Regions from separate parts of the Homo sapiens genome. Here region 2 is linked to region 1. A link is a loop called in an ENCODE intact Hi-C map of the cell type or tissue named here. Cell type or tissue: sigmoid colon. All regions are shown on one strand. Links, peaks and the distances in the headings refer to the core of each region. The heading gives the core; the rest is flanking DNA.

Region 1 (2,904 bases), core at 304-2,803:
CTCAATAAGTGTTTATTGATGAAAAAGGACCAGGCACATGTGTGGTATGGAGCCGACGTCCTGCTGAGCAGTGGATAGGTACTTGGCCTATCCAGAAAAACCTCCGTCATCTCCACCACCCCTGGCGATCTGTCCTCAGACCACACTTCAGCCTCTCTGTCTGATGCATCTGACATCCAGGGCCATTCCTGCTGCTGTCCGCTTTCTTGTTAGCTTCTGAATCTGCAAACAGAGAAGGTAACCAGGAGGCAAGCTGCCTGTGTCTCTCAGTAGGAGGCATTTGGAACCAATCGTGTGGTGGCCCCTTTGAGTTCGCTGTTTGGAAGTAAAGTGACATGCACGAATACTGACTGCATTGTAAAAATGGCTTTCCGGCCAGAGCCTTGGACTTTGTGTTTTGATGGAAACGCCCATCTAAATTTCCTGCTTTATTTTTTCTTAATGACCAGGCACGAACCTGGCAAATGCTACTATTTTTTAAATCCTGCTCGTGTTAAGCCGTAGCAGTACCTTTTAGAGACAAGAAATCAGCTGGGCGCAGTGGCTCACGCCTGTAATCCCAACACTTTGGGAGGCTGAGGCGGGCAGATCACCTGAGGTCAGGAGTTTGAGCCCAGCCCTGGCCAACATGGTGAAACCCTGTCTCTCCTAAAAATACAAAGAAATTAGCCGGGCGTGGTGGTGGGTGCCTATAATCCCAGATACTCAGGAGGCTGAGGTAGGAGAATTGCTTGAAGCCAGGAGGCAGAAGTTGCAGTGAGCCGAGATCGTGCCATTGCACTCCAGCGTGGGCGACACGGCAGGACTCCGTCTCAAAAAAAAAACAAAACAGGAAATCAACGTTCAGTAATTGGAAATGAATCGTCAGGGGTTGACGTCCTCCTGAGGGTGTCAGGGACCACAGAGAACCTCTGCTTAATTCGTAGTGTTTCATCTTCGATCCTTCACTCGCCCCGTTTTGTAACAACTTTATGTAGCAGAAAGAGAGACGAGAATTGATGTTGGTCTGGAAGAAGTGGGGAACGTGATACTTTGTTCTGTATTTACTCCTATATTTATTTCTTTATTGGGCTTGTAGCTGTTTTTTCTTATTCTACATCAATCACTTGGATGCATAAATTCAAAGACATATGTTTGCGGGTCTCACACATCTGTCTTGAATTTCATCTTTTCCACCCTGTCTTCTACTTTCCAAACAATTTACCTCCCCTCTCTCTCTCTCCCTGCTGTTACTTATTTCATTGTGTGACGGAACCCTTTCATTTCAGGAGCTGGTGGAGGGAAAGAATGCAAGCCACAGTCCGTTTCTATATAAAGGCATCTTTGGTACTGGGTGGTCACAGTTTCTTAGTGTCGGACACGATTCCTTTTGCTGTGGACGTGGCTGGTCCGTGGCAGTGGGGCTGAGGCTGTTTGCAGAGCTGTGGACACGCCTGGCTTGCCGGATTCCCAGTGAGGTGACATTACCGCTGTGGACCGGTCCAGGCCAATTTAGAGAAAGCCTTCACGTGCCAGGCTCCGTGCAGAACGGTCCCTTCTGACTTTTTTCTTTGATCTCTTTTTCCAGGCTGGGAGTTTCTCACATCATTGTAAATATTTCCTCTCCCCTCCTTGTCATTTGGCCCAGGGCTCAGTGGGGACTTCCTGAAGCAGGAAAGTGATCAACACGGGGTTTATAACTGGGCACTGGAAAGTTCTGCCAAGAAACAGAGCTTTCCACGCAGCCGAGAAGGGAAAAAAAAAAAGCCCTTGTGAAATAACAATCAAATAGGAAATTGAGAAGGGAGCTGTGCCGAGTGCTAGTGGCTCCGCGGGGGGACAGGTACGGACGGTGCCGAGATGACAAACATCTCCGTGGTTCCCACCAACCACACTTCCTGCTCTTCTGTTCATTTTGCAGAGCGGACACGGAAAAGCTCACCCTGCCGACTTGGAATTTATAATAGCATTTGGGGCGGTAGGCGCTACGTAGTCACATTCCTCATCTACCAGAAGCTGCGGAAAGTTTCGAGATGATTTGACTATGTGGGATATGATGAGGTTTCTCTTCAAATAATCTGATCAATCTTTTATTCTTTAATTCATTGTACCCCTCCACCCCCACCATTTTTCTCCTTTTTTCTCCTTTTCCCTTCTCGCCTTTGTTAAGTGCCCAGCATGCCACAGTACCAAGCGTTATCAGTACCAGCTCACATTCCTTTCCTTATTTAAAGAAAGACTAACTTTCTGGCTCATTACAGACACCCCTTCCCCTTTCCCTCCACTTTTCTTTAACGTACCCACCCTATCTAAAAAAAAATCAAATGTTTATCCAACTGGGATTAGTTTATATTATAAGACCCGACTCCGGCCAATAAAAAAAGGGTACAGGGGCAGGACTTGTGTCAGGAATGAAGGCTTTTGTGCCCCTTTGTTCAGGTGTGCTCTCATGGCGACTGGCCAAAGGGGCACCCCTCTGTGCAAAAATAAAACTGCTTTGCTAAAAGTCCTTTGTTCGTGTGTTCAATTTCCTTAAAATTTTTTTTCTTTTTTCTTTTCTTTTTTTTTTTTTTTTTTGAGACAATTTCTCTCTGTCGCCAGGCTGGAGTGCAGTGGCACGATCTTGGCTCACTGCAACTTCCACCTCCCGGGTTCACGCAATTCCCTGCCTCAGCCTCCCGAGCAGCTGGGATTACAGGCGCCCACCACCACAGCTAATTTTAGTAATTTTAGTAGAGATGGGGTTGTCTTGGCCAGGCTGGTCTTGAACTCCTGACCTTGTGATCCACCTGCCTTGGCCTCCCAAAGTGCTGGGATTATAGGCACAAGCCACCGTGCCTGGCAATTTCCTTAAAATTGTGAGCATTATTCCTAACACCTAATTTTTAAAACCTTATTTATTTATTTATGAGATGCAGTCTCGCT
Region 2 (2,904 bases), core at 140-2,639, 110 kb before region 1:
TGCAGTCACTGAATGATACCCTGGAAAGGACAGGGGGATTATGTGGCCACAGTCTTCTTTGACAGGCAGGGAAACTGAGGCTCAGGGAGGAGGCGGTCAGATGGCAGACCAGCCTCCAGATTCTCAGCCTCTGTATGGCTGGGCCAGTCATATTTCTCTCTCTCTCTCTTTTTTTTTTTTGAGATGGAGTCTCGCTCTGTCGCCCAGGCTGGAGTGCAGTGGCACAATCTCGGCTCACTGCAAGCTCCGCCTCCCGGGTTCACGCCATTCTCCTGCCTCAGCCTCCCGAGTTGCTGGGACTACAGGCGCCCGCCACCACGCCCGGCTAATTTTTTTTGTATTTTTTTTTAGTAGAGACAGGGTTTCACCGTGTTAGCCAGGATGGTCTCAATCTCCTGACCTTGTGATCCGCCCGCCTCGGCCTCCCGAGGTGCTGGGATTACAGGCGTGAGCCACCGCGTCCGGCCTCCCGAGGTGCTGGGATTACAGGCGTGAGCCACCGCGTCTGGCTGGGCCAGTCATATTTCTTGGCAGTTTTCCTGGTAGCCTTTAAAAGAAGTCCAACCAGTGTCTGTCAGACTTTGCCAAGTTTTGCTCTTAGAGAAGAGATGAGGCCAGGCACAGTGTCTCATGCCTGTAATCCCAGCACTTCGGGAGGCCGAGGCGGGTGGATCACCTGAGGTCAGGAGTTCGAGACCAGCCTGGCCAAGATGGTGAAACCCCATCTCTACTAAAAAAAATAAAAAATTAGCAGGGTGTGGTGGCGCATGCCTGTAATCCCAGCTACTCGGGAGGCTGAGGCAGGAGAATCGCTTGAACCCGGGAGGCGGAGGTTGCAGTGAGCTGAGAACATAGCACTGCACTCCAGCCTGGGTGACAGAGCGAGACTCTGTCTCAGGAAAAAAAAAAAAAAAAAAAAGAAAGAGATGAGCATGCTGGAAAAGAGGGAAATACCACAGGCCCATCTTTCCCGTGTGAGTTTACATATCCCAGCCTCTAGAAAAGACCACTCTCCCCGTCGCGGGGGCTCATTCCTGACAGCAGAGTTGTTTTCCTGTGGAAGGGCTGGGGTCAGGCCCGGGACGCGGGGCAGACCTCCTATGTGGAAAGCCTCGAGTGGCTGTAACCCAGGGCTGAAAAAACAAACATGTTACCTCACTGGACAACAGCTCAGAGCTCTTAAGAGGGGGAATACCAGCGCTGAAATATGTGCAATGTAAAGAAAGGAATTTACAGAAGGTCAGGTGCTTCAATCTGGGAGTCTAGGCCGATGCGGCCCCTAACTGGTAGAGAGCCATTCCATTCCATCCAGATGGCTTGGCAGCCACAGTACTTTTTCCTGTTGGGCCATCAGGGAAGGAGAGGAGGCTCGTGATCCTGGGGCCCGTCCGGGCAGTTAGCCCCCTTCCCGAGTGGTGTTGAGGGACAGCTGCGACCTGAGCACCTGGCACTCGGCCCTGGGGCCTGGGGTCGTGGGAATCAGCCCTGTTGCTCTGAGGAAGTCACTGGAACCTGAGCAGGGAGGTCGAATATGCCTGAGTAGGAGAAAAACAAAAAGTTGGTGCAGGACAGCCCCGGACACGTGCTTGCCCTGAGCCTGGAGAATTTGGAAGGGAGGCTGCCGGGTCAGACCTGCCACTTGACTCGAGAGAGAATTTAGGTATCCCAAAACTTAGGAGCGGGAAGCGTTTCTTTTTTTTGGAGATGGAGTCTTGCTCTGTCACCAAGGCTGGAGTGCAATGGTGCGATCTCGGCTCACTGCAACCTCCACCTTCAAGATTCAAGGGATTCTCCTGCTTCAGCCTCTTGAGTAGCTGGGACTACAGACGTGCACCACCACACCTGGCTAAGTTTTTTTGTATTTTTAGTAGAGATGGAAGTTCACCATGTTGGCCAGGCTGGTCTCGAACTCCTGACCTCAGGTGATCCGCCCACCTCGGCCTCCCAAAGTGCTTGGATGACAGGCATGAGCCACGGCGCCTGGCCAGGAGTGAGAATCGTGTCTAATGCCAGTTATTCAAGAATCATCTTGGTGTGCTTTCAAGTACTTTGTGAAACCCAGCATAGGTCTCCTTGGAGTTGAGAGTTGCACTTTGCTAGACAGAGAGGAGCCGCAGCACGGAGCCACACGACCACGTGCATGCACCATCATCCTCCCGCACCCGTCACGCAGGCTGGGGTGCAGTGGCACGGTCATGGCCCACTGCAGCCTCAACCTCTGGGCTCAAGCAATCCTCCCACCCCAGCCTCCTGAGTAGCTGGGACTACAGGCGCGTGTCACCACGCCCAGATAATTTTTAAATTTTTGTTAGAGATGGGGGTCTCACTATGTTGCCCAGGCTGGTCTTGAACTCCTGGGCTCAAGCAATCCAAGTTCTGGGATGACAGATACGAGCCTCTGTCTCACTCTGGACTCCTTAGAGAAGGGAGTGTGAATTCTCTGTGGAGTGATAAGTACAACTGTTGAGAGTATAGTTTGAACTTGACATAGGTTTATAAGGTTGGGCCTGGCTGGAGAATCCTAACAGGTTTATGCTGGGCGCGAGGAAGTTATAAAAATGTTTCTCCTGTTCCTTAGAGTTCGTCCTCAGGGACAGGGGGTGTGGGGCATCCGAGGTGCCTCGTCCTGCTTGTGGTGGGAGGGGGGTCATAGTCTTTTCTTTTTTTGAGACGGAGTCTCGCTCTGTCTCCCAGGCTGGAGTGCAGTGGCGCGATCTCAGCTCACTGCAACCTCCGCCTCCTGGGTTCAAGCGATTCTCCTGCCTCAGCCTCCCAAGTAGCTGGGATTACAGGCGTGAGCCACCATGCCTGGCTAATTTTTCTATTTTTGGTAGAGATGGGGTTTCACCATGTTGGCCAGGCTGGTCTCAAACTCCTGACCTCAGGTGATCCGCCCGCCTCGGC

Evidence for each region. A loop is a pair of places that touch in the nucleus more often than their neighbours do. Peaks named below come from ENCODE experiments on the same cell type or tissue, not always from the same donor. Only the 100,000 strongest peaks of a DNase experiment are listed, where the experiment ranks them.
Region 2: it touches region 1 in a loop (2.1-fold over the local background); 2 of 110 quality-filtered maps call a loop at or near these places.

What each region holds. Positions count from the first base shown.
Region 1 is chr17:846,066-848,969 of GRCh38, reverse strand. The region is part of intron 1 of NXN (nucleoredoxin); the gene reads left to right. LOC124903894 (a long non-coding RNA gene) reads left to right here. Exons shown (of 2, transcript XR_007065574.1): 2 at 1,901-2,485. Among named protein-coding and RNA genes, the nearest start is that of MRM3, 65 kb to the right of the region's middle. In sigmoid colon, for the core only: no CTCF peak of the experiment used is centred there; no DNase peak of the experiment used is centred there; H3K4me3 peaks cover 1,356 bases; H3K27ac peaks cover 704 bases.
Region 2 is chr17:953,178-956,081 of GRCh38, reverse strand. All of the region lies in intron 1 of NXN (nucleoredoxin), which reads left to right. Among named protein-coding and RNA genes, the nearest start is that of NXN, 25 kb to the left of the region's middle. RefSeq lists a silencer at 121-349 and an enhancer at 440-940. In sigmoid colon, for the core only: no CTCF peak of the experiment used is centred there; a DNase peak (open chromatin) is centred at 1,375.